Regions from separate parts of the Mus musculus genome. Here all the other regions are linked to region 4. A link is a loop called in an ENCODE intact Hi-C map of the cell type or tissue named here. Cell type or tissue: left cerebral cortex. All regions are shown on one strand. Region 1 overlaps Ust (uronyl-2-sulfotransferase). Region 2 has its middle 53 kb from the start of Gm24726. Region 3 overlaps Ust (uronyl-2-sulfotransferase). Region 4 holds the start of Tab2 (TGF-beta activated kinase 1/MAP3K7 binding protein 2).

Region 1 (8,000 bases), 290 kb after region 4:
CCTCTGTGCTTGGATGTGATCTCTATGCAGAGCCAGTGAAGGGGGTAAAGCCACAGCCCAGAGTACAGAGACAGTCCTCAAGTTCTCTGTCAAGAGCCCCATCTGCATCCTGGGTGGGTAGAGGCATTGTGGCATAGGCCATGAATGGTAGAAGACTAGGAAGGCCTTATTAATATCAGCTGCCCATCTCCAGGGTCAGGTCTAATCTTGGCTCATGCTTTAGAAGTGGGGCAGCTTTGTAAATGAGCAGGGAAGTCTACAATTGTAACGTATGAGGTATAAAGTCATCCCTTGGTCATCATCTCACGCAGTGCAAAGCATGCGACTGTCAGTGTGATTGAAAACAACTTGGGGTGGAAGCCATTACATTCTAAAGCAGAGGAAAATAACCTCAGAACACAGATGGCTGCTATCTCCTCCACTTCTCTGCCATTAGACAGCTTTCATTAGGGGAAACGACTCATAAACGGGGAAACTTTCCCAGAACACTGCAAATTTGGAAGGTATGGTGGAGTGTGCATTTGGGGTTCTCTGTAAGGGAAAATTGGGACCCAGAAAAGATCAAGGCCCAGGGATGAAGGATGGGTTAGAAGAAAGTGGTCTAAGAAGAGGATCCCAGGGTTTCTAGAGGACCAGGCCAGGGAGGGATGGGAGCAGCTAGGGAATCCTCAATTCCCTCACCACTGGGCATGGCAATTTTGGAGGTCGTTGGCTGGCGTCTAGAGGAGGAGAGGGAAATCCCAGAAGTCACTGCCAGGCCCACAGAAACTGATGGGTGCAGGCAGAGAAGCTGGAAGGACATCGAGGGAGAAGAACTTTGGGTGCAAAAGCTCAAGACTGGGAATTGCCCCCAAGCACTGAAAGGAAGCGAGAGCCTCTCCAGTCAGGATAGGAAGCGGGCAGGGCAGCACACCCGAGACTGGTGTGGATGACATGGGTCTATGTTACATCACAGGAAGGGTAGATGCTGTGGCCTTGTACAGACTGAGGCAAAGAGAAGTGTCACTGAACCTGAGAGGACTCTGGGCTCAACTCGGGGAGTCAGGACCAGCAGGCATGAGCCGCTGCAGGCTGCAGTAACCTGCTCTGTTTTGCATACCATGAAGGCTTCCACACCCATGTGACAAACTCCTACACAACCTTTAAGCCAGGGCCTGAATACCCCTACTGGAGTCATGTGACTCCAGACTAAGGGATGCTATTGTACTTGGTTTATTTTTCACACCACCCTGTCCCAGGGCTGGCAGAATTCAGATATCTAGATTTATATCTACACATGTTTAACGTGTTCAATATTATTAGAAAAATCAATGTTCTCAGCTGAGTCCTCTGTGTCGCCATCACTGTAGAGACACCTCACAGAAGACACTCTAACCTAGAGGAAGAACGGCCTTAAAGCAAGAGCAGCAGACAAGCAAATGAAAACTAGGTTTGAAAACAATATAGTCATGGTCGGTGCTATTTCCAATAAAACAAGCAACAAGAGGAAGCAGATAAAACACACAGAGAGAGGAAACTTGCCTTCCCCCCCCCAGCCCCAGTGTGGTGTGTGTGTGTGTGTGTGTGTGTGTGTGTGTGTGTGTGTGTGTATGTGTGTGCCCGAGTTAGGCTCTCATCTAAGCTTTCCTAACATATGCATAGAGACTGCAGGCACATAAGATAACAGTCCTATAAGCTGTATTGGGGTGCCAGGCTGCAGTTACAGGGTCCCATCAGCCCTTGCAGGAATCTATTCTCTAAATATAGCACTCCAGGCTTCTGAGAGCAAAGGCAGAGAAGCTCTTCCAGGCAGTGGAATTTTCCACTTTGCCCCACAGCCACTGATGCGTCATCGGTTGTACCTAGGATCTAGAACTTCCCTCTATCTCCCTCGGCCATCAGAAGGTGCCACATTTTCAAAGTGGCTTAACCAGAGGTGACCTGTGGACATTTCTTTCTTGTTTACTTTTCTTCCAGTATTAGGACTCGAACCCATGGCTTCATGCTGCCAGGTAACTATACCCTCAGACCTTATGATTTCCTTGTGGTTTTCTTGCATAAACTTTACTTTGACTGCGACCATTTACAGATCTTGTCTTCAAGCTTTCGCCTTCAGTGGAAACACACCGTGAACGCGTAACAACCATGAGCCCGTGATGGTGAGGAGGATTTTTTAGAAGGACTCGGCTTTGTGGTGTTTTGTGGTGGTTCTGGGAACTCAGGCTTGAATGTCACCTCTGTTACTTGGGGTCGTAGCACTGTACATGGGACTCGCTGACTGGGCGAGGGTTACGGCCCCTTTAAAGCCAGGATCCTTGTTTAGGAAAGGGAAAGAAGATTTGCTTCCTCACCTTAGAGGATTCACTCAAAACCCAGCAAGGCTGGCTATGTGGAGCTGTGTGAGCTTCTGAAATTCGATGCACATGACCCCTCTTTAGACGCTGTGGCAGGTTTGTGATCCAGGACCATACTCAAGAAAGGATAGATCATGAGTCTGCTTGTTTGAGCTTGGATAGGTACACATAGACACACGTAGACACAGATATATATATATACACAAAAGGATACACATATACACAGACATATACACTCATATAGACACACACAGAGACACATACAGATAGACATACACACACATTCATATATAGACAAACACACAGAGACCCATACATAGGCATTCACACACACAGACTCACAGACATACACACGCACACACGTACATACACAGTCACACAGATTTCATAAATACACATACACTCATATATAGACATACACATGCACAGACACACATACATACATAGTCACATACAGACATACACAGATACACAGACACATACAAAGACACACACAGAGACACACAAATACGCACACATACATACCCACATGTGATCCACTGTTAATATTATTAGAATCTGAGCTTAGGACTGAGCTAGTGAAAACTATCTGGAGACTATGGATAGGAGATGAAGCATGAGAAGAGAGGGGTCATACTATCAGCAATGATAATTATCTAAAGAACTTCATTGGCTTCTGAAGTTATATTAATTTCTTCTGGCATTATTAAATTACTTTAAGGTTCCAGGAATTTTCAAAGCTTTTGTTTTAGGTCAGCAACAATAGAAAATATGAAATAAAAATGGAAATGAAAGATGAAAGGCAGCACCTGTTTAATATGGGTATTTTAGAATTGTAGATAGGTGTGTTCTGAACTAACAGTACATATACATGTGTGCATAAACATCACATAGAGACTAACTGGAGATGAACATATTTGATTGTGAACTCCTACACCTCCAATACCAGTGGCTCCCATAAAATGCAAGTTAGATGTCTAAAGTTAGTGAAATTTCAGGTTGTTTGAACTGGGCTCGCATATCTATGTTCAGACAGTAAGGATGATTCCTCTGCTCTGCAGGGGCTGAGTTTTGACTGGAAACCATGGGTATCTCCTGGAGAAAATAGAGCAATGCTGCCCCCTGCTGGAGAAAGGCTAACAGTGCCTTAACATTCTGATGGATGTTTGGCTATGGAAAACAAACTAGCAAGACAGAAACCGTGAATCTCCCTTCATTAAAATCATCATCATTGTAATAAATATTTGCATTTGGGCATGCATTATCTATTAAATGGCAGGTACACCGCAAGACCCAAAATTCAGCACCAGTTAAGGGGAACTGGTCCCGAGTCAAATCTCAATGGTGGACTTCATTTCAAAGTCCTAACTCTCGGACATTTCTGGTAAGAATTCAGACAGTTTAAGCAAGTTCCTACTGACTTGGATGATATGTGCTCTTTATCTGCTGATCAGGCATGTCAGTGTGGCAGTGTTTCCAGTTAAGGGTCTCCCTTGAGAAACACAAAATTCCCCGGAAGAGAATGCTTCCCCTTCTCCTAAGACAGAAATAGAGAAGTGTAATGTCTTCACGGCAGAAGGGCCATAGTCACAGATCAGCTGTAACTGATGAGCTAAGATGACACTCCTCCTTTCCTCTTCTCTTAGTCTTGCCCATTTGCTCGTCCCACCTCTCTCTCTCTCTCTCTCTCTCTCTCTCTCTCTCTCTCTCTCTCTCTCACACACACACACACACACACACACACCTCATCTTCTGCCTTCCTTCACGCTTCCCTCCTTTTCTGGCTATAGAGATTACAGCGAAATCTAAAGTCATGTTTTTTCACAGCTATGCCTGATGATAGCTCATCACTGAATGCTCAATATATCTTAAGGACTATGGATTCTGCCCCTTTAAGATAGGTAACATTTATGCACATTATACAGACGGGGAAGGCTGAGGCTTCAGGTGGGTACCTTGCCATGGCCATACTGCTAATAAGTGACCATGCCTTCTGACAACCTTTAGTTAACCACCACGATAAACACAGATGGCATGGAGAATGAAGACTAGAAATGACCAGCAGGGAGATCTTTGCCTTGATCACCCTGGTAGCAGCAGCCCCAAGGAAGATAGAATTCTGGACAGTGAGCCCTCTCTAGGCTGCAGATACAGATGGATGATCTCCATCACCACACAAAAGGCACTGTGGACTACCCAGGACTACGAGAGGACTGTGGGAACTGGGGGCTGAACAAGGAGCTCAAAAGCACACCGCATGAGACCTTAGATCTCAGCGAGACAAACCCTGAAGGTCACACAGTAAGAATGTCACTGTTCAGGCTACACATCTGACCCAGGGCAGAGAATATGCCAGGAGAGCTTCCTGGCTCAGGTTAGCACTCTTTCATAAGAATGACTTTTAAAAAATAATTATTATTCATTTATTTTATAAGTACACACCAGAAGAGGGCATCGGATCCCATCACAGATGGTTGTACACCACCGTGTAGTTGCTGGGACTTGAACTCTGAACCTCTGGAAGAGCACTCAGTGCTCTTAACTACTGAGCCATCTCTCCAGACTTCAAGAATGACTTTGGTTATATAGAAACCAAGCATTCATTCAGTATTTGTTTTAATTCTGTTGGATTTTTTTTTCTTTAATTTCTAGATTGGTAAAAACTAGACTTTAAATGGTGTGGTACACCATTTAAAAATTTTCTTTTATGCATCTGTTACTTCTAGCAAATGCTCTCATTTGAATACTGCAATGCAAATTAACTCACAAACACTGTAATACTGATCAAAGACCTTGAGGGGTGGGGTGGGGGTCTAGCGGTCACTTATAGACAATGAACAAGCAAAAAATCTAGCTGGCACAACATTTGACGTGTCCTTTGTCATCCTTACCTGTAAAACGTGCGAACATATTTTCTAAAACAGCCCCTTGTAAATGGACTTAGTTTGCGAGGTTAGTACTTGAGTAGATGGTTTGGAATTTATTTTGATGGCTGCCAACTGTGTTCCCCAAGCCTCCCCTGAATGCCTACTGAGTTTCCCATCATGCCCCAGGGCTTATAATTACAATGGAAACAAGAAGATGAATACTGAAGTAATTCTAGTAATGGAAAGCATTTCAAACACAAGGTAAAAGGAGAGGACACGTGAGTTCTCAAGCTTTTGAAGAAGGAAAGTTATGGGTTTCACCAGGCCACACAGTTCCGTCCACCAGCTAGGTGGCGCTATTGAACAATACTAACTTGGTTACTATTGAACAAGACTAACTCAGTTACTGGTCCCGCCAGAACTGCTTCTATTACATATAGTCAGGTGCTCTTTGTTTTTAAATTAACTTGCTTATTTATTTTAGCTGTTACCATCAATCCCTGCAACTTAGCATGCAAAATGAGGCCTGAGAAATTTCTGTCAGCTCACAGTATGCTAGGTTTGCTTGCTTGCTTGCTTTGGTGGCACTGGCGATCACACTCAGCACTGTGAGCATCGTAGGCAAATGCTCTCCCACTGAACCAACATTTCAGGGCTTGGGAGCTGAGGAAAGGAGACACAGACACATTAAAATTCATGGCTCAGAAATACCGCGGTCTTTCTCTTCCCTTCATCGTAAGGGGCTTCGTACAGAGGGACTATAGACTTCTCTAGGTTGGCTTCTGTTTTTCTTTCAAAGGGGGCAGGGGTAAAAAGTAAAGATCATGGGGATTTAGCAGAAAGAAGAAGGGGTGTGTGATGATCTCATTGTAAACCTGATTGAATTGGGTCATCATGAAAATATACGTTTGGGTGTTTTCTGAAGGTGCTTCCTGGAAGGTTCAATGGAGGAGAGAAAACCATCTCCTGGTGGCCGCTACCATCCTGTGGGGTGGTGTCCCAGACTGAGTAAAGAGAGGAGGGCTGACCACTGGCTCTTTCTCTTCTTGCTTGCAGACAGCTGAGGCAACGCGAATAGTGTGACTGTAGGATCTGGGGATCATAGCCAGGCTGTAGGCCTGCTAGGAAAGAGCTCGACCAGCGAATTGCGCTATCAGCCCTAGAATTCTTGCATACGGGGAAGCTTCAGGATTCTAGTGTGCCGTCCACGAGAACAAGGCATTCTGGTGTGGACAGGTAGAAGAGCGCTACACGCCCTTTCACCTGTCTGACCTTTAACCCACCAATGCATCATGGTGACAGAGCAATATTGCACGTTGTGTCTGCAGAAGTCTAAATAGAACAAGAGGTTGGTCAGGAGTTTCTGCTTAACCCACATCCTCTACCTTGGGGGACGCGGAGACTATTAGGACAGAGGAACCGTTTGCTCCCTTGGCCTTCGGCGTCATTGTAAGGGAATAGCAGAAGACAATGCCAAGCCACCACAGTACACAGAAGTTGCTGAACTCTCCGTCCGAAGTTCATTTGGTCATGCATGCACACACTTCACATCAGCAGAGAGCTAATCTGGGGTCATAAATTGTATTGCCACAATCTCTACTCAGTAACTGAGTTTAGAACAGACAGCAGGGGTCTTGGGAACCCCTTCTGTGCCAGGAATTATTCTTTTTTTTTTTTTTTATCACTTTGCTCTTGGAAAAGAGCTAGGGCACCCCAGATGCATCCTGAAAACAGATTCGATGTACCACACCACGTAACCCCATGGAGCAGCTGCACCAGGCTTCTGGAAGCTTTTCATCCTACTACACAGGAATACCAGATGTCCCTGACTCCTCCTGAGGACTTTACCACATCGTTACTGCCAAAATCAAAAGGGAAAGAGTTTTAATTTACTGGTGGGAAGACGGTAGCTGTAGGTCAAAGAGCTAAGGGTGACCCAATCTTCACAGGTCTCCTCTACTTTAGTGAGTGTGCTTACAGATCGTGGGGTCAAGGCCCACCGTTTCAGAGATGCCATCCATTTAGCTGAAGAAAATAGAAAGTTAATTCAAGCAGCAGCTAGGTGCATGCCCCTTTGGATACACTTGTCATTGGAGGCTTATATGTGTTTAAAAACAGATGTTTTGTTTTTTTGTTTTTCGAGACAGTGTTGTAGTCTTGGCTGTCCTGGAACTCACTCTGTAGACCAGGCTCACCTCGAACTCAGAAAACCGCCTGCCTCTGCCTCCCAAGTGCTGGGATTAAAGGTGTGCGCTACTACTGTCCAGCTTAAAAACAGATGTAAATGGCTTCATATCTTGCCATTTAACAGATGTCTGGATAAATATGTGTCACCAAGATTCAGTCAGCTCTTTATCCCCACCTCCTCTCTTTCTCCTGTCTTTCCTTCACTTACAAAGAGAGGGTGGGGGAGGAAGAGGGAGGAGAGGAAGAGAGAGAGCCAAGACAGACAGACAGAGGACGGGTCCACATAAGAATGCCTGAAGTCTTCCTTTACGACTCTAATGTAGGGTAAACCCTCTCTAGGGCTGCACAAAGAGAGGGAGGCTCACAGTGTCTCACAGAGCAGTCATCAGACACAGCACCATGCTGACACCCTTCCCATTCAATAGACTCGGTAAACTCCTGCATGTGTCTGTTATCAGAAGGACAGAGGGAGCTCTACTTCCAAAGCCCAGCTATTGAAGACTCATTATACGTCTAGCTCTTCAAACCGATTTTCTGATAGGAAGGCTCTCAGCAGGGCTCACCTTTAGGTTTTCAGGCACATTCTTACATGCAGATAAATTAGATTTTCATT
Region 2 (8,000 bases), 54 kb before region 4:
GTGAGACATGCAAATGAGGTATGATAATGAGGTTCTGTAAGGTACTGAGAGAGAGTAGCCAATCAGATGAGGAACATGCAAATGAGGCTTAGTGTATAACCAATCCGGGTGTGAGACACGCCCCTCCTAGGCCTATAAAAGCAGCACCAGTTCTGGGCTCGAAGTCTTTTCGCCTCTACAATCAAGCTCTCCCAATAAACGTGTGCAGAAGGATCCTGTTGCAGCGTCGTTCTTCCTGGCCAGTCGAGCGCGCGCAAGAGGTTACCTCACTCAGGGTGATATTTTCTATTTCTATCCATTTGCCTAAGAATTTCATGAATTCATCGTTTTTAATAGCTCTCTACTGATCTGAACCATCTGATCATGGTTGGGAACTTGCTGGGCAGCCTCCAGGCTATCATTTAGGGAGCGTAGCTGATGGTATTTTAGCTATAGGAAAATTGACCAATTTTTGTGTTTTGGAAGGACTCTGGAAACAGAAGAGCCAAAGGTGAGGAACAGCTTTATGAAGAGAATCCAAACTTTGAGAATGCCTGATGCCTGGCCCAGAGCATCTCTCATATCCCACCCCTGGCAAAAACCAAGGCTGGCTGTGTAGGATTATGAGCCCAGTTGTGGTGAGAGTCTGTAATAAGCATCACCTGTCAATAAACAAGCCAATAGCCAACGAGCTGAGGCAGAAAATAGTAGGTGGGACACTGGCAGGAACAGAGAGGACTCTGGGAAACAATGAGAGAATAAAAGGAGATGCATAGAGAGATGGAGATTGGAGCAAGATGCTGAGAGGGCTGGGAAGACTCGAAGGAAGAGGGGCAGAGAGTGAGGAGAGGTAAGCAACTAAGTGGTAGACAGAGTAATTTGAATGGAGCTAGTCAGGGAGTGAGCCAGGGCTGATGGCCAAGGCATTTAATAATAAATAATTAGTCTTAGAGTAGTCATTACAGGATTTTGGGTCAGGAAAGAAAAACTTAAAACAGTGTTTTTTACACTGGGGTCATGAGGCTCCTTCCCTGATTTAAAAGAGCAATCCTGTGTGAGTGGAAGCCTAAGGTTCCAGGAGATCAGGGATCTGGGTATTTGCTACAGTATTCATGTGGACAGTTCCAGAAACTGGATATAACTCATGAAGGCATAGTGTGTGTGTGTGTGTGTGTGTGTGTGTGTGTGTGTGTAGTGGTTTATGTACTATTATGTACTATTAATTCAAGTGAAGTTTTACATAAGACATTTTAGCGACAGTAAAGATCAGGTTGTTCCTCGGCAGGAGGGTGATTGTACTTTCTAGTTGTCCATTGGATGGGGCCTTATTCTCTATTTTCTGACTCCTATGGGATCTCTGGTTGGTGACTTGTATGCTTCTGAGCCCTCCCTCCCTTGGGGAAGGAGGTGCTTTTCTCATGGGTGTTTGTTCTACATAGTAGGCACTTCTTTTGCTAAAGCTTCTTTTAAACAAATATTTATGGTTTTAAATTTCTATACACTATGGATTAATGTTTGTGTCTCTATTGTAAGTCAGGCTTTGAAATCTGATCACCAGGGCTCCTGAGGGACCTTTGCAAGGTAATTAGGTCACAGGGCTGAGTGAATGGGAGTGGACCCTTGTAAGGGGCATGGATCGGAAACACATAATCCCAGCACTCGGCAGGCTAAGGATGATAGTGAGTTGGAGGCCAACCTGGGCTACATAGGAAGACCAACAGAGTAAAACAATATAAAGAGGCCCAGAAGCCTGACGTCCCCCCTATGAGGGTAAGGCAGGAAGAGTCTGATTCTGTAACAGTTTTACCCAACTTGAATAAGTGTTATCTTGCTTCTGGGCTTTCCCAAGCTTCTAAAACTGTGAGAAATGTTATTAATTGTGTTAAAGCACATGGAATGGACTCTATATGAAAAGATATACTCATGCGAACTATATAGTTTATATAGGATAGTATGTTCCCTCCATGAAGTTTACATTTTTTTAATATTGTACTTTGTGTGTGTTGAGTGGTGGCTTGTATATGCTTGGCCCAGGTAGTGGCACCATTAGGAGGTATAGCTTTGTTGGAGAAGGTATAGCTTTGTTGGAGGAAGTGTGTCACTGTGGAGGGTGGGCTTTGAGACCCTCCTCCTAGCCACATGGAAGCCAGTCTTCTGTATGCCTTTGGAACAAGATGTAGAACTCTCAGCTCCTCCAGCACGTCTGGTTAGACGCTGCCATGCTCCCACCTTGACAACAATGGACTGAACCTCTGAACCAGTAAGCCAGCCCCAATTCAATGTCCTTTATAAGAATTGCCTTGGTCATGGTGTCTGTTCACAGCAATGGACACCCTAACTCTGACATCACCGAGGGAGTCAGTGCTCTTCTGCCATGGGGGTACTGGAGACTGACTTCAGGTCTCCAGAACTCACTGGCCCGTGAGTATCGCTAAGGGCCAGTGAGTATCTCTCTCCTCATATATAACCTTGCTACAGTGAGCATGTAGCCCATTTTAATCACCCCCAAAGTCTGTGTGTTTCTCTCTGCAGCAAGTCCCGTCTTCTAGCCTCAGCTTGCTGTCACTGTAGAACATTTCTGTCTTTCCTGCGGATGATACCAGACAAGATGGGGTCTTCTGTGTCTGACCACCTTCATGCAGTACGACACACTGCAGACCTATCGACATTGCATCCGCCTCTGCCCTTGTAGTACTGAGCTGCATTCCAGTGTATAGATGTTCCAGAATCTACACCTGCCTCTTGATGGAGGCATTTGGTTATTTCTAGTTTTTAGCAACTATGAGTAAAGCCGCCATTGACATTTGTGTGAGTCTGTGTCTGAGCTGACATCTTCCTCTCGGGCGGCGACCTCTCATTTCTTCAAAGGCAGTGCCTCACAGCTGTTGAAGGCATGAGTGGAGCCAGTTGATTTTCAACTCTTGCCCAGGTGCTATACTTTGTGATCCCAGTCCCTCCGTATTTCAACTCTGCATGATGTCTGTTCTTTGAGTTCTGAGGATTACATGAGCTAATATTTGGGAGGCAGCAGTACCTAACGCAGCTCCCGTCCGTGCCCAGCTTGTCTGCCAATGTGATTGCTTTGGGTGAGAGAGAACTTTGTGGAATGTGTCACTTATGCTTGGCACCTTCACTACCAAGCTAAGCAGCTGAGATCATGGCCACTTAAGTGGTCAGCATCTTGACATGTCATCTACAAAGTTCACGTCTGGAAACTTCAAAACTGAGTTACAAACCAACCAACCAACCAACCAGCTCCCTAATGTTTTGAGTAAGTTTATGGTTTTGTGTTGGTTGCCATTCTTAGTTATCCTGGGGTTCATGTGGCCTTTCAGGCCCGGGTTGGACACAGCTGCCAGGTGAGAAACCCCACAGTGAACTCAGATGCAGAGCTCTTTCTTCAGCATCAAGGCCCAAACTGTCACTCACCGCACATGATATGAGAAGCAGTGCCACTTTCTGTGCTTGGTTCTTGTGGGTGACACAGATGCCGAGAGATATGTTGATGAGAACCCCTGTAGGATGGAATATTCACACCAAAAAGAGTAACGTTTAACTGAAAACATTAGATGTATGACTAAATAGCCTGGAGACAAATGTATGGATGAAGAAGAAAAAGAAACAGAAACAGACAGCCACCAGACAGGGTAACTGGAGGTCAGCTGGGCCCAGGCGGACCACTATTTGATGACCCCTTGATGGAACAGCTCCTGTATGTTCTAGCAAGGAATCTGAAGCACACAGTGTGTGCAAGTCCAGAAACCAAGCCACAGCCTGTTTCCCGAGTAAACCAGCACACCGACTCCCTTGCTGAGCAGTAATCTCTAAGGTATAGTAGGGACAGCTGGGCCCTCAGAAATGGAGAACAGATTGTATTAGGGAAGACATAGTTGCTTTGCCCAGAGTAGGAAGAAGGAAAACGCTACCACTCAATTATATTCTTTGAGGATGAAAGGCAGCGTTTTCTTGGCCTCTCAGTATCGTGCCTATTAGAACCTGGAGGAGCTGCCAGTGAGGCATTATGTAATCAAACATCCCACTCAGGGAATGGTTACTGCTAGGCACACCAACGCTCTGCCAGAATCGAATTCTAGGGTTGTCAGGTTTCTGTGCTGGAGACTTGCATTTGGGCTTTCAGAACTCAAACAGGAAGCCAGCACACTCTCTGACAAGTGCATTATTGACTAGGGACAGAGAGGAGACAGGCTGGAGTTAACGGGGATGCAGGAGTAAAGCCTAAAAACAGTGTACTCTGGTCATTAGAAATGTAGCGACTTACATTCTGGGTCATTCAGGACCATGACAAAATTCACTTCCTCTTCGATGCAGGGAACTGGCAGCTGTGCCTCTCATCAGCTCAGTAAAGCTTGGCTGTCTAGATTCACAAGGCATACGTGCTGCCCTGTTCCGAGACCACGATGGCAGGTTAGCACAAGGCCATGGCAAAGACTTAGTGAAACCACAAAGGTAGCAATTAGGACTTCAAGCCAACTGCTATAATAAGCCACAGGCCTGTTTCATGTCACATATTACATGGAGTCTTGGTTACATGGACTCAATGTACAAATACACTCGTGGTTGCTGTTTTTGTCTGAAACCCATCTTTCTGTCTTTCCTGGGACACAGGAATGACAGGGTTATCATACACTTGACATTAAGCTTTTTTCTTCTCTTTTCTTGACCAGTGAGTCTTCTTTGTAAAAATATCCTCTCATGTCCCTCTCTGTTCTAATTCTCTTTACCCCTCTCTTTAAAAAGGCCAATTTCCAGCTTTGAAATAAAAATCAATTTGACGTAACAAAACCTAGGGACCTTAATTTCAAATGGCGTCTTGTGATGTTTTAGAGTATCCACAGGCACGTACGTCTCACCAACACAAGCTGTGTAACTAATAACATTACTAATAATTAACTAATAATTACTAATTATTAACTACTGGTGAATGCCATCCTTACACTTATGGATCCCACTCTACTTATATCGGCATTCCATTAGTGGTCTAGCCTGGAAACCTATCATTTATAAGATAGCTACTATGGGGAAATACATGAAGCTCCAAGGCTGCCCTCATTGGTGAAGTTGAATAGATGTTGAAAACATTGCTTGGCTTTCAGATTAACAGTCATCACCATTGCCAGAAATAGTTGGCATATCCCTTTAATCCCAGCATTCAGGAGACATAGGCAGGTGGTCTCTTGAGTTTGAGGCCAGCCTGGTCTACAGGGTGAGTTCCAGGACAGCCAGGGCTTCACAAAGAAACCCTACTTCAGAAAACTTAAGAACCCCCCCCCCCCCAAATCACCACCATCAACAATTATCAGTCTCTATGTCCCTTATTCCACCAGGGAATAAATCTAGGGTCTTGTGCATTGGTGGGCACATCACTGATTACATATCCAGCTGACATCTTACCTTGTGTGTGTGTGTGTGTGTGTGTGTGTGTACTCTATCAGAATACATGTACATAAAGTTGTCAGAACACTTCAGGGATATGAGGGGAGGTGCAATATAGAAGGCCCTCCCCACTTTAAAAAACTTTTATGTGGTGTGTGTGTGCTCACACATGGGATGTCAGAGTGACTTTATGTGGTGTGTGTGTGCTCACACATGGGATGTCAGAGTGACTTTATGTGGTGTGTGTGTGCTCACACATGGGATGTCAGAGTGACTTTATGTGGTGTGTGTGTGCTCACACATGGGATGTCAGAGTGACTTTATGTGGTGTGTGTGTTCACACATGGGATGTCAGAGTGACTTTATGTGGTGTGTGTGTGCTCACACATGGGATGTCAGAGTTACTTTATGTGGCGTGTGTGTGCTCACACATGGGATGTCAGAGTGACTTTATGTGGTGTGTGTGTTCACACATGGGATGTCAGAGTGACTTTATGTGGTGTGTGTGTGCTCACACATGGGATGTCAGAGTGACTTTGGGGAGTCAGTGTGTCTTTTCACCATGTGGGTCCCAGGGATGGAGCTCAAGTCCCCAGGCTTGGCATTACCCGCTGAGCCATCTCCTTAGCCCAGTGACTTCACAATCCTGGCCCTGTCCTTGACTGGTTAAACTGAATGAGAGCCAGGGCAGACAAGGCAAAGGTGGAGATGTGCAAGGTCTCTCAGGGAAGCGACAAGGCCGACTTAGAAGTCAGAGAGGCGTTTATGGAATTGATCCTGCCGAGGTAGCAAGGCAAGCCCAGTGGACCCCCGAAGACAGGAACCTGCAGACGAGGCACTCTCTCTGGCTCTTCTCTCTGCCTCTTCTGTAACGTACTACAATGCTGGAACAGGTTAAGTCCCAGGCGTGGAGTGGGGAGCCAGTTACAAGCCTATGAACCCATGGCGGCTAGGTTCCCAGGTGGGGCTGTCTGTAGCAGAGAAAGGAGATGAGGGAATCTGCAGCGAGAGGCAAGGGAGTGTTGGATTTTAGGCCACACGAAAGTGCAAGTGGGCAATCCCCAGAGTGTCTTTTGAATACAGCATCTGTCATCCTGGAGAAGTAATTTGTTATACTTTGTTATAAAACACATACTTCCTAGACAGCTGGACAAGCAACAGAAACATGCACATGATCTTTAGGCCACATTTACATTATCCCATGTATGCACACCCATACGCATACCCTGACATTAAAAAAAATTTAAAAAATATCTCTGTAAAAAAGCAGGCTGGAGGACAGCTGTTGGTAATGTGGTTCCCTAAGAGAACCCAACTTCAGCCCCTACCCCCACTCCACCCGGCATCTAGGTGTGCTGGCCCACACTTAGTGCTAGGAAACCAGCTCTTGGAGGATGACTGTCCTCTGGCCTCCATGTACACCCCTCCCCACCCACAATCTCTGAAGAGCAACCCACCTTTGACATTGAGAGGACCTCAGTCTCCGTGACTAAAACACCAAGTGATCCACAGAAATGAAATGTCCGTAGACCCCAGCAGTGGTGACGCACGCCTTTAATCCCAGTACTCAGGAGGCAGAGGCAGGCGGATTTCTGAGTTCGAGGCCAGCCTGTTCTACAGAGTGAGTTCCAGGACAGCCAGGGCTGCACAGAAAAACCCTGCCTCGACAAACAAAAACAAACAAAAGTCTTTAGGGTAACTGACAAAATCAAAATGCAGGGCATCTCACGTGTTAATTGTGCTGTGGAGAAAAAGGCCTTGCAAGGCAGAGGAACCTCAGGGCGCTCACACTGGGGGACCCAATACCTCTAGTCTCCGTGGGCACTACTCACACACCCTGCACCCAGACACACATTACATGGACTAAAAGCAGGCAAATGGCTGGGTACAGTGCACACAGGCCTTGAGAGGCTGAGGCAGGACAATGAGCCTAAGGCTAGCCTAGGCTACTATGCAGCAAGACCTTGTATAGAAAAGCTACAAAGTGCTGGGCTGTGTTGGCGCACATCTTTCGTCCCAGCACTCAGGAGGCTGAGGCAGCCTGGTCTACAAAGTGAGTTCCAGGTAGCCAGAGCTACACAGAAACCCTGTCTGGAAAAGAAGACATAAAAAGTAAAAATGGTGACTTTAAAAATGTATTTTTGTTTACAAAAACTTACAACGTGGGTCTTTGTATGTTAGACATGGTAACAGAAGGCAGCTGCTACCTTGAACTCTATGTTTGTGTGGATGTGGATGTGTGTGCTTATGAGCACACCATACCCACGTAGAGTAGTTAGAAGACAACTACCAGGAACTGGTCATTTCTTCCCACCATGTGGATTCTGGGGACTCAACTCTGCCTGCTGAGCCACCTCATCGGCCCTGGCTAAGGTTTCAGCGAGTTCCTTCAACCTGGAATAGAGCGTCAGTGTCTTAGGGTGGTGGCACATGCTCCTGTCATTTCTAAAGTTGGCTTCCAGACACTGTCCTGTTCAGGCCTCCTCCTATTCTTTGGCAAAGAAAAAAATTTCTCTCACTAGGTTTCAAAAACTCAAGGTAGGCCTTCACACACAGAGCACGTCAAAGACGCCAGCAGACATACATGACTTTGCTTGTCTCCAAGTCTGACTATGAGAGCTCCCTTC
Region 3 (8,000 bases), 270 kb after region 4:
TAACCTCGAGAATAACCGTTTCCCACAGATATGGCTGTGTAGGACCTACAGCTCTGGTAACAGTAGGGCTTCACTGACCATGAAAGGAAAAGCTTGCTGCCTGCCTAGTCCCAGCTTGTAGAATCCACATCATGCCATGAAGGCTGGCCTTTGAACTCACCCTTCCCATCAACTCCAAAGCCCATCATCTTTCCCTGGGGAACCGAGACCTCCATCTTAGCTGCCTCCCACCCAGCTAAAACACAGGACCAGCTGTTGCCCTAGCTCTGGTTTAAGATGCAGAGGTTCCTGGATCTTTAAGAAACAGTGAACCGGGTGGAGAAGAGTCAGGAGGACACATGTTGGTACTCACATTCCAACCCCCCTCACACACCATTTTTCTCTCTTATCTCTTGATTTCCAGCATTTTTGCAGAATTAGTCATTTACCATATAAAAACTTGGAATACTGACGTATATTCTCTAGGGAGTATAGTGATAGTGGCTTACCTCTATCTAAAGAAAAGTTCCTGGCTTTTATTTTGGTCACTTAATTTTGAAGGAATTTTGAAAATATACTTTATGGAAAGATATCAACGAGGCCTAACTTCACTCCTGAATCATGCTGGTGTTTTCTTCTCGGCAAGGAGCCTCATCAGTCACCGGGAACAGTAAATAGGCACATGTCATTCCAGCATTCCTACAGGATTGGGCTATGGAACGCAAGCACAAGTTGGACTGTCCACACCTACCAAACCTAATAAATCAGTGCCCTCTGGATGTCACGGCAAGGAGACTTTATTAGGTGCCACCTGTAATCACTCAATTAAAAACAAATAAAGGATGCATGCTTAAGTCTTGGCCCTCACACGGAAAACAGCTGCACTGCTCACATCTGGTTTGGCTAAGCCACGATCCTGGTATTTTAATCTTAGAAGGTGAGCACGTTAGCTGCCAAAGAGTTAAGGCATTTTGTTCTCCAATTAAGGGCAGTTATGCACTAATGGAAATGATCTATGTGTTCCCTCATATAATGAAACCATCCAATATATCTGTGCAGTTGCTCCGAATGGTCAAGCTTTTTGACTTTATGCTTGGTCTTTATCACAGCAAGATAATGTCAATATAACTAGAGATTAGAGAGAGACAGCATGCTAGTTTTTCAGGGCTTGAAACTTACATAGCTATTACATTGTATACCTCCTATATGCCGAGCAGGAAGGACTGTGTGCATATTTGCTTGTGTGTATGTGCTGGTGCACATATATCTCACAGTGGGTTTTTAAAGGACCACTGATAAGAACTTGGCAGTCCCCTTGGTGGACAAAAGAAACACTGTGGAAGCAAGGTTAGTAATCTTTAGAGAGAGAACCTGGCAGCAGGACAAACCACAAGTCGAACCCAGGCTGGCATCTGAATGACTGAGCTCTTCTCTGGCCTTCTTGGTCAACACTGCCTACCATGCAGGGGCTTAGAGGGGCAGGGAAGGGACAGAATAATGGGTGCCTTATCATTGCTCAAGGGACCCAGGGCCTTCTCCTCTTGCTTTCATGTCACTTTGACTAGAAAATTCAATCATTTTCCTGAACCTAAGACACTTTCCCCACCTTTAACATTCAGTGTGTTTATGATATGAGTTGGAAATGTTCTTAAGAATTATTGGTAACCTTATCATACAAACATATGTATGACTAACTGTCCAAGCATTTTGAGGTATGTCAACTTTATCACTGTCTTGTGCTTACACAGTTCCTCAAATGCAATGGCACCATCCTATAAGTACTGTCTGCTGTCCTTTCTTCGCTTGCTTCTTGTTACAGCACATGTCCCATGCCCACTCATGTTATTATGTGCTTTGGAAAGCATGCTCTATTAGTTTACTTGTGTGATGTTCTTCACACTGGAGCATCTTATCTACTTAACCACTGTCCCATTGTGTGTGTGTGTGTGTGTGTGTATGTGTGTGTGTGTGTGTGTGTATGTGTGTGTGTGTGTGTGTGTGTGTGTGTGTGTATGGATGCCCAGAAGAAGTCATTGGATCCCTTGCAGCTGGAGTTACAGGTTATGAGCCCTCTGAGTAGGCTCTGGGAATCAAATTAAAATATTTTAGAAGAACAGGATGTATTCTTAACTACTGAGCCATTTCTCTGGCCCCCAACCTCTTATTGTTGGATAGTTAAATCTGGTTTTGCCTTACAATTGCAAGCTATAATGAGAATATCATGGTAGTTTCAATGCAACTGGCATCTACTCTCTCTCTCTCTCTCTCTCTCTCTATGTATGTATGTATGTATGTATGTATGTATGTATGTATCTATCTATCTATCTATCTCTCTCTCTCTCTATCTCTATCTATCTATCTATCTATCTATCTATCTATCTATCTATCTATCTGATTTGAATGGCTTATGGTATACGGGTATTTTTTCATCAAGAAGTTGAATAAATTAAGATATTAAAGATATGTGTATGTGCTATAAACACAGCACAAGAATACAATTTGATAAGATTTCACAGCTGTTATAATCATCAACCACCAGGGCCACAATCAAGATCCAGGATTTTTCCATCAGTTGACCAGCTATAGACATTTTGAAGGCTCATGTTATACAGCATCAAATTACTTTTAGCAAGGAGTGGTGTCTTATGACTGTAATTCTAGCACTTAGGAGGTGAAGACAGGAGGACCAGGAATTCTATACTTCTTTGGCTATATACTGAGCTTGAAGCCAGCTGGGATTGCATAAGAACCCATCTCAAAAACTCCAAACTAACAATGTTAGCAATAAGTTATTATTAATCAATTAAGTAATATATTATTAATATACATATTCTGAATATGTATATTAATATACACCTGTACATTATATGTATACGTAATATACATATCCATATTCTTTTCCCCCAGGTTGTATAGTGGGCTACTAAATTGGCATTTTCTTGCCTTCTTCCCTTCAGGGACTTCTATATTGCTTAGCAGTCACTTGTATAATGAATAATAACAGTTTAATAGACAATGTGCTTGCATTCTTAATGTGAATATCTGCTATGACTTGTTCTCTAAACAGCCTGTGCTAAAAGGAAAAGGTAGAAGATTTAAAGAGGAGGGCCTGTAGCAGTTTTCAATCTGTGTCACAACCCCTTTTAGAGTGACATAGCAGATATCCTTCATATTAGATATTTAATTATGATTCAAAACAGTAGCAATATCATAGTTATGAAGCAGCAACAAAAATGATTTTTTGGTTGGGGTCACCACAGCATGAGGAACTGTATTAAAGGGTCACAGCGTTAGGAAGGCTGAGAGCCACTGGCTTAGAGAGAGGATTTGGGGTGTGTGCTGTTCAGGAGCCAATGGGAGTCTGTTTCTCTCTTCTGTTTCTTTGCTATGAGGTGACCCACTTTGCTCTGCAGGTGTTCTCGCCATGATGTGCTAACACCTCCCGTCTGATATCTGATCTTAGGCTAAACCCTTGAGCCCAAACAAACCTTTGTACTTGTTAGTAGTTGGCCATCTCAGGTCATTTTAATAGTAAAAGGAAGCTGAGTGAAGAATACTATTACTGAGGTTGGGATTATTATTCAGTATCTTATTGAGTACCTGACTTTTTCTCTACCTTTATCTGTTAATGATTTTAGAATCACAAGATCATATATTAATAATACGATCAATATGAACACAGTGTCATGCATCATAGTTGCACATATAACTGCTACTTACACACATTTAAACATGCTAAATAAATGCTACTCTCCGTGGAGGCATGAATAGATTTGGCTCCCACAAACTCACGTGTTTGAAAGCTTGGGCCATGGGGAATGATACTATTAGGAGGTGTGGCCTTAATGAAGGTGTTGGCTGTGAGGTCTCTATGCTCATGCCCCACCCAGTGTGGAATTCCAGTCCTCTCCTGCAGAAGACAATCTTCTCCTGGCTGCCTTTAGGTCAAGATGTAGACCTCTCAGCTCCTCCAGCACCATGTGTGCCGGGATGCTGCCATGCTTCCACCATGACGATAATGGACTTAACCTCTGAAACTGTAAGCCAGGCCCAATTAAATGTTGTCCTTTATAAGAGTTGTCATGGTCCTGGTGTCTCTTCACAGCAATGGGAAGCCCAGTTAAAATACTCTCTTTATATGTAGATGTCTTTTATGACTTTTTAAAATGTTTTATGTTGGCCGGGCGTGGTGGAGCACGCCTTTAATCCCAGCACTTGGGAGGCAGAGGCAGGCGAATTTCTGAGTTCAAGGCCAGCCTGGTCTACAAAGTGAGTTCCAGGACAGCCAGGGCTATACAGAGAAACCCTGTCTCAAAAAACCAAAAAAAAAAAAAAAAAAAATGTTTTATGTTTTCAATTTTCATTTTCCTTATTTTGCATATGCATAAACTTATATGCATACACATCTATGCATATGCATAGTGGAGGAGGGACCTATGGAGATCTGAGGATGACCGGTAGGAGTTGGTTCCTGTATCTCTGCTTCCTCTGTGGGTCCTGGGGCTTGAACTTGGGTCATCAGGCCTACCAGCAGGTGTCTTTACTCACTGGAGCATCTTGCTGGCTCCTTTTTATATTGTTTTTCTGCTTAACAAATACTTAGCATCACCCCATCACCAAAATAAAATTGTCATTTATACTTTTGTGTATTTTTTTAACGCTCTATTTTCAGAGCTTCTAGCGCTGGACCATCTGGAGTGAGTTAAGGCTCCTGGCATAGGATGAGAGGACTCGTTCTCAGAGCAATTAGTCAATGTGTTTTTCTTCTTTGTTTACTCATTTGGCTGGATGCTCTTTACTGTACCAGGCACCACTTTCACATGGCCATCTGCCTCGCTCTGCTCACCCTTGGAGCCTGTGTCCCCTCCAGTATTTTAAAACAGGAGCTTTCCAGTATTCTGGAATCTTCTAGGGCAAAATTTCTTCTCAATTAAAAAAAAAAAAGAGAACAAGAAAGAAAGAAACGAAAAATCACTGGCCATCTCGGTCTCTCATGTTTATTTTTTCCAGATGACCCTGAGGATCATTTTAAGTAATGAAAGCACATGGTAACTTCAGAAAAATGCCATTTTTTTTTGCAACAGCCCCTCCCCCATCCATCTGCATGAATATGGATTTCCTCAGGGTTTGCATTTCTGTGGTGGTTGATGTTGCTCTCTAAGCAAAGTTTGGTGCCCACACTGCAAGTGGAAATTTGGGGCTTGAATTTCTCTCAAGGGCTAGAATTATTAAGGAGAAATTCTGAGCCAGTTTGAAACATGCAGCCCGAAAAGTGGGTGAGAGAGCACAAAAGATTAGATTTCAGAAAACCAGGACTTTGAGTGTTTAAAATGCCCCATAAATCCTTCTGAAGATGTGTTCTCTAACTGACTACCTCACATGAGCATGAAGAATCCTTGATGGAGAACATTAAAGAGGCAGAGGCTACCATGACAGCGTCATTTGTCACATATTCTCCAAGTCACCGTTAATTCAGCCTTAGCAATGACTAGTAAAACATGGTTAAGCATTAGGCACCATGTCATACCACTGGCTTGCTTGCTCCATTTCACAGATGTGTGGAAATAATGTCTGGCTTCAATTTGTATCTGAGATCGGGGGTACATGTATTTTTTACTCTAGGTTTATTTTTAAAATAAACAAGAGCAAATGGGGATCTGCCATGGGATGTGGTCAGTCAACTTCATGTGACCTCAGAATTTGTATTAGAAAATAACTCCAGTTACTACTTTCAAAGGTGAGTTTCAAAATAACACAAGAGGAAAAGAATTCCTTACCAAGTCTAACCAAGGAGCCAAGATGCTCAAATCAGGAGGCATCAAATGGGTAATCTACTACCAACATAAGGTCATTATTGCCACCATTCCTTCTGACATCTCTGAGGTTATCTGTTCTGTTTGTTCATAGGAAACAGATGCTCAGAGACACTAAGGAATTTGCCCAAGGTTAAACAGCTGCTAAGAACTGGGAGAGAGCACAGCCCAGACTGATGACTTGAGTCCACCTCCTGGGATCTATGTAATGGAGGGAGAGAACTGACTTCACTAGTTGACTTCTGGCTTCCACACATGTACCAGAATGAGTACATGTGCACACAGATGCTAAATGAATGAATAAAGGAGTAATGTAACTAAAAATAAAAATTAGGAAGAATTAGAAACCATAGGTTAAAATCTTAGTACACTGGCTATGGAGCCTGTGTCTGATCTCTGTATCTACAAATCCAAGGCTAGGAGAAGAAAGTTCAGAGATAGAAGTAGTACTTTATGAAAGATATCTTTAGTTTCCCAATAGAGTGTCAAAGTCAAGGTCAAATGAACCAGAGTTCCAGAGAATCAGCTACTGCAAGGCCAACTGAAGGGTGTGTTAGCCCTGGCTTTGTCAGAGGCTGTAGGAGGGTTAATAGAGGTTGGCTTGAACGACTAACAGACTGCTCTGGGATAGCCTATGCTAACAGATAACATGCATATTGCCAACCAAGAGGGGTCTTTGAGTAGACTTGATTACCCATGAATTCTGCTCTCCCCTCCCCCAAACAGGACTCTGATCCATAAATAGTGTTGTGAAGATGTACTCCAGACCCTTGTATTATAGATGCACTAAAGCTATGCATGGATTTGAGAAAAAAAAATCTCTATCACATAATTCTTGACAGTGGCCTGGAGGAAATAAGAGTTGTTGACAGCCACATGCCTAGCAATCTGGCATCTGTGTTTTCTATGGAGAGCAGGGAACGATTCCAGAAAGTTCTTGAGCAGATTTCTGAGAACATTCATTTTTCTTTCAAGGTATAATCAAAAGATTGTAAGCTTCCCAGCCTGGGTGACTGCAAAGGGATGGGCCGGAAGGACATCTGCACCTCCTTAAATGAAAGCATGAAGTCTCAGAAGGTAACCACGGAGAAGAAGCTGGGATGGAGTCCCTCCACTCCCAAGATCCCACTCTATTCTCCCAGGGATTGCTAGCTTTGTGAAGTAAGACACTGTGAGATTTCCTAGTACTTCCTGGTCCCCTCCCAGGGCACACAGCCAATCAGAGGAGAAGTCAGTGTCCCCAGGTTCCTCCTGGTATCCACATGTACTTCTGAGTAAGTGTTCTGTTTGCCATTCTTGTGTCTAGAATTCTAGAATGTTGGGATATTATGGCTCCCCCTGCCCTCAGGGATTGTCGGCTGATATCTGTCTATGAGAGCAAAGAGAAAAGAGTCAACAGATGAGGGCTGTGTTTGGAAGCCCTGTGAGTAGGTATGGTGAAGAAGAGACACCGGGACCAGCTGCAGGGAGACAAATTCACTTTATTTGGGTTTTTAAGGCTTATATAACTTGGGGGGTTTGGAGGTGGTGGGGGTAGAAATATCCAGGATGGGCAAAGACTTAGGCTATAAGCATTAGCATGGCAAAGCATTTCAGGAATCTCAGGTGCTAGCTGAATGGATTCTTACTGGGAGAAAAGAAGTTGAACCTGTAATTTAACTAAGGTTATGTGCCATTCTGCATGTAGAGGCAATGTGGGGACTTTTTGAACTCCCCAGTAAAGGTCAATGAAGTGTGTCCTCCAGATAGCACTGAGCTCTGGAAGGCTAGCTATCCAGACAATGGCAGACTTCCCCCTTAATTAGCAGGGTTTTCTCACAGGATATCACAGATGTAAAAGCCCCATCTGCTCAGAGACAACCTGCTACTCTAAAGTATGCCTGTGAACCAGTGATCCCCTTTTCCTTGGTTCTCACTACTTCTTTAGCAAGGAGTAAAATTTACCCAAAACAAACAAACAAACAAACAAACAGAAAACAACAAAAATGGAAAATAATCTAGGAGGACCTTCTAAACCAGTTTCAGAAGAAATAACAAAGTTCAAAATAGGCCCTAAGTGGTAGCCCCACGAGAGCCTGTACTCCCCGCTGCCACAGTCCTGGGTCTTAGCTTCAGCTCTTCTAAATCTCTCTGAATAGGAAACCAGCACAAGGTGGTAAACACAGTGCCAGGAGAGTCACGTTCGTAATGATGATAAAAAGTCCATAC
Region 4 (8,000 bases):
AGATATGACACAAACCAACTCTCCAGAAAGCGCCCAGTGACACTATACTACAGGCGAGGCTGCTCTAAGTAGCCAAATGAAATGTGGATTTAACAATGCCCATACAGTGCTGGTAGAACTTGCTGCAATTACCAACTCAGCCATGTTTATTTTGCAGAGCTCCAGAAAGGCAGAAAACAAAAATGGCACAAAGTATACATACTCTACTGCTCACAACTTGTGTTTAAATTTACTACTTTATCAGCAGAAACCTTAGCCAATTTATTTTACAGATTAGAAAACAGGTTCAGAGAAGCTAAGAAGTCTTAACTGGCTCTAAATCAAGTGGCAAAGTAGAAGGTGGCCAAAACTAGGATTCAAACAAGGGTGGTAAATTCCAGAATTTTCTACTGAGTCACAAAGTAGCTTTCTAAAGTACTAACAATAGGAAATCCCTACTAATTGAAATTCTGTAACAATTTGTAATTCTGAAGCACAAATACAATTTTGTTTCCAAGTTATAAAGGATATTCTTAGTCTAAGAAAAAAATGTCACTGGATAGTTCTATTTTCTGAAATCAAGACTGGTACTCGCTGCAGAGCTGAGGTCAAACAATGCCCACTGCTCAGCCTCCATGCTTTCTTTCCTTGTGTTTTCCCCAGACACATTTTACTCACTCATTACATCTCTACCTATAAACTATATGAGAACAATTTTGTCTGTGTTCAGTGTACTACATCTTCAGGATTTAGGTGTCCCAGACACTACAAGCAGTGCTTAATAAAAACTTGAGAAGTGAATGAAAACTTGGTACCCCGTAGGGATTTGATGCTCAGTAGCACGGCTCTCATTCCTAACCAGGACACTATGTGTATAGTAAAACTTCTGCAATGGAACTGCTGATTAATATGAGGGAGGGCAAGGACATACCTGTAAGCACTGCATTGAGGTCAGCGCTCAAATCAAGACCCCATCTCAAACAAACAAACAAAATGAACAGGGTCAATAAAATAGTCACATTCAGCAAAACTTTATTTATCAAACACCACTGGGAGATAGAGATAGGGATCTACATAAAGTTTTGAATTAATGTACTTTTAAACTGGCAAAACCTAAAAAATATCTTACAGAAATCTTCAAACATCAACTTGTCAGCTAACAATCCTCAGAGTCAAGAAAATCTAAGTGAAATATGTAATTCCCTCCCATTTCCTTCAAAAAACAAGACTAGTGTGGGTAAAGCACCACTTGTAATAAACAGGCTGCTCTGAGATGAGGATACTCAGAAAATGACAGAGTCTTCCCCTTAATACTGGCCTCTGTTACCAAGCTCACAGCTGAGTTTAGTGATTAACCAAAGAGAATGCACAGTACCTAGCAACTCCGGGAGTACTTAGGGCTTGCCTTTCTGAGTAAGTGTGTATTCTTGACTTTTTAAGGGTCAGAATAATTTGGACATAAAATTTTAAAATACTGGCAAATACTTAGGGGACCATAAGCCAGAGGTCAATAATGTGAACATATATTTAATTTTCATTTTATTTCAGTATCTCCAAATCTCTTACTATCTGAATACAGTGTTAAGTGAAGACACACACAGCTTGTGAGCACCCATCAATAGAAAAAAACTCTCCTCAATGCAGTCCAGCAGTTACTTTGCTATACTTGGCAGCCATCTACTCCCCACACTTCCATATTCCTGCAAACTGCTCATCCAATCCTTTACTAGCATCTTCCTCGGCACACCTGTCTCTATTATCGCATAATCCTGATTTAAAGAGTTCTTATTAAAAGAAAGACAACATAAGTCAATCAAAACAAAAAGCATTACTTCTGTTCTCTGAGGCATGTGATATAATGAAATGTAAACGTTACTCTATGATTTATAATCTACATTATAAATATTTCCAGGAACTTTTAAAAATATAGGAAGGCAAAACTTCTTTTCTAAAGTATCCTGATATTCATAAAAATAAGCATTTAGTGTGTGTGTGTGTGTGTGTGTGTGTGTGTGTGTAACTTCAGGGTTAGAAAACCCATCCTACTGGAGCTTTACTACCGCATGCCTCATAAACAAGCAATCTCTGCTATACTTTATGCTTAGTTCTCAAAATGAAGGTGGCTCACTGAACCAGTTCTTTGGGAATTTTCCTTACATAAAAGAGGAATAAAACTTTTATTTCTGTCAAGGCACAAAGCCAATCATGTTAAGACCTTTGCCAGAGCATAAAACACTCAGTAGGGACATAATTGGGAGTCTGGGCAGTGCGCACCTAACTATGCAGAATTTGCCTCACTTAAATAGGTGTGGTAACTACACATCTTACCACAGCCTTGGCTAAAGGTAAGCACCTCTTTCCACAGCTGACTTAAAGTCTGCTCCCTGAGAAGCATTGTCATTTGCACCGTTGATCATTTCATCTACTTATGAATTATACAAACACAGGTTCTATTATGAGAGGTCACAGAGAACATTTTGAATAGTGGTATTTCCCAGTGTCCTTTGGAAACCATTCTAACTCAGAAAAAGCTATCTGATGAAACAAAAAGAAAGTTGAAGCAATGGCATATATTCAGTGGCTAACATAATAATTGCCATATTCAACTTTCAGTTTGATTCTTTAAGCCTGAAAACATAAAGCACTCTCTATTACACACTGGTGTAGGGGCAAGCAGAGGTTCTGAATCACTGGAATTTTTGTTCTATTTCCTGCTAATACACAGATAGTACCACCATTCAACATATTCATTCCACACACGTGTTAAAAGCTGCAGAAGCCTTCGTGGACTATCTGGATACTAACCCAACTCATGAATCTGACATTTTTTCCTAAGGATTGGAATTAAAGTAGCTAGCTAAAGCATATAGTAAAAGAAAAGGCAACTGTTCATTTATTAGAAATATGTATGGTTTCAAAAAGGTTTCAAGTTGTACAGTTTTAAAAGTAATCATGGATTCACCTTTACTAAGACATTAAGGATGCTTCTGAAAAGGCATCAAAACTCTTGCTGTACCAAGTGTGGTAAACAGTGATAACTAAAAGCCAAAACCAAAACCAAAACCAAAACAAACAAAAAAACCAAAAAAAAAAAAAAAAAACCAAAACAAAAAACAAACAACCCTCTTTTGTACCCAGTGAAATTCCTAGCAAAATTTGAAGCTGCTTCATGAGCAACATCTCCTTTGAGTAAGCTAGGACACAAAGCCATTCCTTTTATAAAATGGCAATCAACCTAACCCTACGATTTGGCACTTTACTAACTTACCCAGCACTGACAAAATGGATGCAAAGCTAGAGTGTCTGGCTGCTGCCTCGAATACTGCATTTGTGTCCAAGAACTTTCCAATGACTAGAAGCCCATTTACCAACAGCCTGCAATGCTTTTGGGAACCCGAACTTCACGGAGACTCGAATAAAAGCTCCAGGAGGCTGCAAGTCTCCACCACTCTCCTGAAAACCCCTCTTATCAGAAACATTTGAAGAATTCCTCCATAACAATTAAGCTGACTTGAATGGAAACTTAGCATCTCAAATATACTATATATGGAATGAAACTTGGCCAAACACGTAAATACAAACTCACACGCTCCCTGACACTTTCGGCCTACAATTATGAGCCAAGGATTCTACAGCATCAGCAACAGACAGATCCACCTGTCACCTGTCAGCAACACCCAGGGACCCTTGTTAAGTCTTCCTCTTCCAACCACTATCTCGGGGCAAGAAAATCAGAGTAGTCCTGTGGACTCTAAGGGGGCCCCAACCTCTTCACAGCGGGGCGTGCTGCCCATTTGGAAGAAGGCTGCAGACAAGCAAAATCGGAAAGCAAAGCGAGAGAGGTGCTTCCTCTTTACCCTGCACTTAACTTCCCCGGCTCTCCCTTAACTCGCGGGCCCCGAAGTCATCGTTATCCAGACCTGGGTTCCCCCAAAGGCGTCTGGTTCCCTCCCTCCCACTTCCAGATCACAGGCCTGGGGGCGGACCGGGGGCCAAGGCACCCCCACCCCCGGCTCTCTCCGGCGCTGGGCTCCGGGGCAGGCCCGGTCCCCCTCCCCCGACGCCCCGGAGCCCAGGCCAGGCCCCAGGCTCCCCGCCCCCACCCTCCCCGCAGGACTTGGGGGGCCTCCCTGCGCCTCGCCACCGCGGGCAGGACCCGGGCGGAGCGGCGGACGAAGGCGAGGAAGGCGCGGACGCCCCGCTAGGGCTTCGCGCGCCAGGCAGAGCCGGTCCCCGAGCCGCTGCAGGCGCGGGGAGCCGGGCTGGGGGTGGGGGGGGTGGGGGGTGGGGAGGGATCCCGCCGAGGCCCCGCAGCGCCGTCCGCTTACCCTTCGCCGCCGCCGCGGCTTCCCCCTCCTCCTCGTCCGCCGCCGCCGCCTCTCCCACTTGGGCAGCCGTCTCCCCCGTCGTCACCGCGGCCGCCGCCAGCGCCGATTCCACCCGGCAGGGGGGACACCTCAGCCCTCCCTCCCTCCCCGCTCGGCCCCCTCCGCCCGGCCGCCGCCAACTCCCTCCGGCCGCCGCCGCCGCTCGCGGCTGAGGGGGAGGGGAGGGGGTCGGCCTGGGGCGCCCCGCCGCCGGCGCCTGCCGCGGATCAAAGCGATGGCCGGGGCGGCGTCGCCGCGGCCCGCTGCTCGGCTCCGGCTCGCACGGCCGCCCTGCCTCCCTCCGCCCCCACCCCCCTGCCGCTCGCCTGCCCTCCCCCCACCCCCCCAGCTCTCGCTCGCTCGCCCGCTCGCGCCGCGGCTCCGCCAGCCCAGTCCGCATCAAAATACGGCCACACAATATGGCGGCGCGGCGGCCGGCAAACACCGCGAGATCTGAGGCGGCGGCCGTGACGAGGCCTCCCTCCGCCGGGTGGCGGGGATGCTCTGTCCACGCCCCACCTCCGCCAGCCGCCGTCCCCACTCCCGGCTCGCCGTGGCCGGAGGGGACGCGTCCCGGCGCGGGCTGAGGAGGAGCACGCGGGTCCCTCACGCTCGGACGGGGAGGGAGGGAGGGAGAGAGAGAGGAGCCGAGCGGTGCGCGCGCCGCCGAGGGCCTCGCGGCTCCGGAAGCGGGTGGCGGGCTGTGCGAGCAGGGCGAGCCGTGCGAGCCGGCGGCCCAGCTCGGGGAGACGGGCGGGACCCTGCAGGCCCTGACGGGCCGCGGGGCAGGTGGGCCTGAGGCGGAGGCGAGCGCCGGGCCTGCGGGGCTGCGGGGCCGCGAGCCGGACACACCCCCTTGGAGCCGGGCCGCGCCCAGGCCGCGAGCTACCGGGTGACCCGGGAGGGACGGCGGGTCGGATGGAGACCGGGCGGTGCGGGACGCGTCCTGGAAGCCGCGGGACCCGAGCGGAGTTTGGCTCGGCCGCTGGACTTTCCTTGATCAGCAGTGGGGGCCCGCAGAGAGAACGATCTAAAGAATCAAGCGAGTCGTTGCGATTGTAACTGCACGTTCCTAGAAGACCTAGAAGCAGAGCCAAAGACACTTTAGCTTCGAGGGGAGACGCGGGGGAGGGGACACTTCTGGTTTCTATCTTCTTAAAGATGTGCTTCGTTTTCCCTCGGGGTGGGGTGGGGTTGGGTGGTGGTGGTCAACGTTCAGATGTTTCTCACAATGTAAAATATTTTAAAATCTTGGCGGTTTCATATGGCAAAAAAAAAAAAGGCTTTTTTTTTCTTCTTCTTGACCCTGTCCAAAGTGTGCATATCGCTGCCAGTTTCTTCCTTGAAGAAATTCATACTACCGAAAAAAATCCGGAAGGACTATTTTTATTATTCTGTTATCAGTATAAGCTCCATAGGTGCTTATTGCTTATTGTTTTTAAAGCCCCTTTTTTAAACACTTAAAACCCTTTCACTTCCTTTTTACACTCAGTTTTACAAAGTACCTGAAATATTGGGGTTTAGCTCTACTTAAAAACTTTTAGCCCGCCAGAAGTCAGAGTGCTAATGATTTACAACATTGGAACTTTTAAATTTTTCTCTCGGTTGACATTAAGAAAGTAAAAGTATATACTTTGAAAAAGTGTTTTTTCTGTGTTCGAAGTAAAAGTAAATTATAATTCACATAGTAGATGCTGTTTTCATTAATTCACAGTAACAGACGCCATTGAGCCCTAATACTACAGTTCTCTGAGGAATTATTTCCATAGTCAGTGTAATGATTTTAGATAAATTGAAGAAATTATTAAATAAACAGTACTTCTCTTAAACTGAGGCACAATTCGAACATATACTGCTGAAATAATAGAAGTGGATTAAGAAAAAAATAGTTCCTGTTCAAAATTTGTTTTCTGAAATGTACGTGTACACATTTTAATAGAAATATATTTTCCATATAAACAAATGTAATGGGTTTGAGAAAAGGAAGAGAAGATATAATCGTACATCATTGCCCAAATTTGAAGAGCTTGGATCTCTAATGAAGAGAAAGCCCCAGATAGCTATGTAGAGGAAAACTCTATGAAAGAACTAATGCCTTTAAAAACAAACAAACAAAAAACAAAACAGAACAAACCCCTTCTGGGATCTTGTAAGAATCAAAGATCGCAGATTAAAGGATGCTAAAGAGCATGACATCCTAATGCGACATGAGACCCCAAGGCGGATCCCTTGCTGGGAAAGAAAAGGTTACAAAGTAGTTTGTATTGGGATAACTGGGTAAAGTTAGGTAAAGTTAGGACTACAGAGACAATGTAAGTATTATGTTATCTTTAACCTTCTGAAATTTGTTCTTCATTACAATATTCTTAAACACACTGAAGGGTTAAAGAGGTAAAAGAACACAATGTATAAAACTTTACCCATGTGGCTCAGAAAAAAAAATATGTATATTCTATATGCTTTTTCTGTGTGGATGTATACTTCCTATCTGCCATACACATACAGAGAGTGGTGATAAGTTTTAAATATTGGTAATTAGAAGCATTTTAAAAGTCATATTTGATGAATCTAGGGCATTTGTAGTGTCTCAAAATGTTTTGAAAGTTTGGTTATGAGCTTGGCCTTTATCGGGTAACATCTGCCCGGTTCTCAAAATCACTTAAGCCTAAAAGATCTTGCAATTTCTGATAAGTTTGACACTATTTCAAAACAAATACTTTTAGAAAGCCAACCTGGGCTAGAGATGCATTGTAGTGCTAGAACACACACCTGTGAGAGGCCCTGGGCTTCCGCCTCAGCACAGCAGTAGCAGCAAAATAGAGGAGGCCTTTCAACTCCTAGGGGCTTCCTTGGCTCAGCAAGGGGAGGCATTTAATGCGCTCCAGATAGATGGTCCCTCCTCTTATTTTCTCCCTACAAACAAACTGGAGGTTTGGCTTATCTGGGTATGTTTTCTAACATTTTCAGTCTATTTGATTTGGAACATAAATAACTAGGAATGTCTTTATATAGTTGATAATTATGATTTCTGTTTATAGAATTGGTGGATAGTCCCCTCTAGCCACAAGACTAATGAAAATAAGGGCAGACTGTGTCTTCCAAGTATTCTTTGTAGTAGCTACAGGAAACTGGATAAAATTCAATTCGCCATTCAGAACATTTTAATGTGGTTTTGTGCTTTCTGATTGAGCAAGCACCTGTGATTATTTAAATCAACTTAAAATTCATACCCACAGTTGCACTGCCCACATTTCAAGTGCTCAGTAAACCATGCATTCCATCTTCACAGAAAATGCTGTTCCACAGAACTGGTAGCGGAAGAGATTACACTTTATAAATAGCATCTGCACAAGGTAGACGGTGATAGTCACCATAGAAGCATAGGAGAGGAGATAGTACTGTGCAGGGCGTGAACACAGGAGAAGCAGGGCAAGCTTCAAGAGGAAGACTGCACGTGGCAGGTGGAGGTGAAGCCAGAGGGTTCCAGGCAGTGACAGCTTGAACAGTGTAGGAGAGAAGTGAGAGAAACACTTACTTTGGTGTATCTATAGCATACAAGATATAAAGGAAGGCAGAGCTGCGTAAAACCACAAATGCTGAGCCTAGCCTGTTCTTGAGGCAATGAGAGCAACGTGAGTTTATACTAGAGAAAGA

What was found. A loop is a pair of places that touch in the nucleus more often than their neighbours do. Peaks named below come from ENCODE experiments on the same cell type or tissue, not always from the same donor. Only the 100,000 strongest peaks of a DNase experiment are listed, where the experiment ranks them.
Region 1: a loop joins it to region 4, with 2.8 times the contacts of the local background. A loop is called at or near these places in 2 of 42 quality-filtered maps.
Region 2: a loop joins it to region 4, with 2.1 times the contacts of the local background. A loop is called at or near these places in 9 of 42 quality-filtered maps.
Region 3: a loop joins it to region 4, with 2.5 times the contacts of the local background. A loop is called at or near these places in 2 of 42 quality-filtered maps.

Annotation. Positions count from the first base shown.
Region 1 is chr10:8,237,004-8,245,003 of GRCm38, forward strand. All of the region lies in intron 7 of Ust (uronyl-2-sulfotransferase), which reads right to left. The region is part of intron 2 of 4930573G07Rik (a long non-coding RNA gene); the gene reads left to right. Among named protein-coding and RNA genes, the nearest start is that of 4930573G07Rik, 32 kb to the left of the region's middle. In left cerebral cortex, CTCF peaks have their summits at 3,466 (motif pointing left) and 5,539; DNase peaks (open chromatin) are centred at 368, 1,769, 3,438 and 5,554.
Region 2 is chr10:7,897,117-7,905,116 of GRCm38, forward strand. No RefSeq gene overlaps it. Among named protein-coding and RNA genes, the nearest start is that of Gm24726, 53 kb to the left of the region's middle. In left cerebral cortex, no CTCF peak of the experiment used is centred here; a DNase peak (open chromatin) is centred at 4,015; H3K27ac peaks cover 1,251 bases.
Region 3 is chr10:8,223,471-8,231,470 of GRCm38, forward strand. The region is part of intron 7 of Ust (uronyl-2-sulfotransferase); the gene reads right to left. It overlaps 4930573G07Rik (a long non-coding RNA gene), which reads left to right. Exons shown (of 3, transcript XR_003948827.1): 2 at 6,768-6,869. Among named protein-coding and RNA genes, the nearest start is that of 4930573G07Rik, 18 kb to the left of the region's middle. In left cerebral cortex, a CTCF peak has its summit at 4,521; DNase peaks (open chromatin) are centred at 4,674 and 6,824; H3K27ac peaks cover 637 bases.
Region 4 is chr10:7,951,494-7,959,493 of GRCm38, forward strand. Tab2 (TGF-beta activated kinase 1/MAP3K7 binding protein 2) reads right to left here and starts at 4,630. Exons shown (of 7, transcript NM_138667.3): 1 at 4,308-4,630. In left cerebral cortex, no CTCF peak of the experiment used is centred here; DNase peaks (open chromatin) are centred at 3,385, 3,645, 3,880, 4,422 and 3 more places; H3K4me3 peaks cover 3,359 bases; H3K27ac peaks cover 2,340 bases.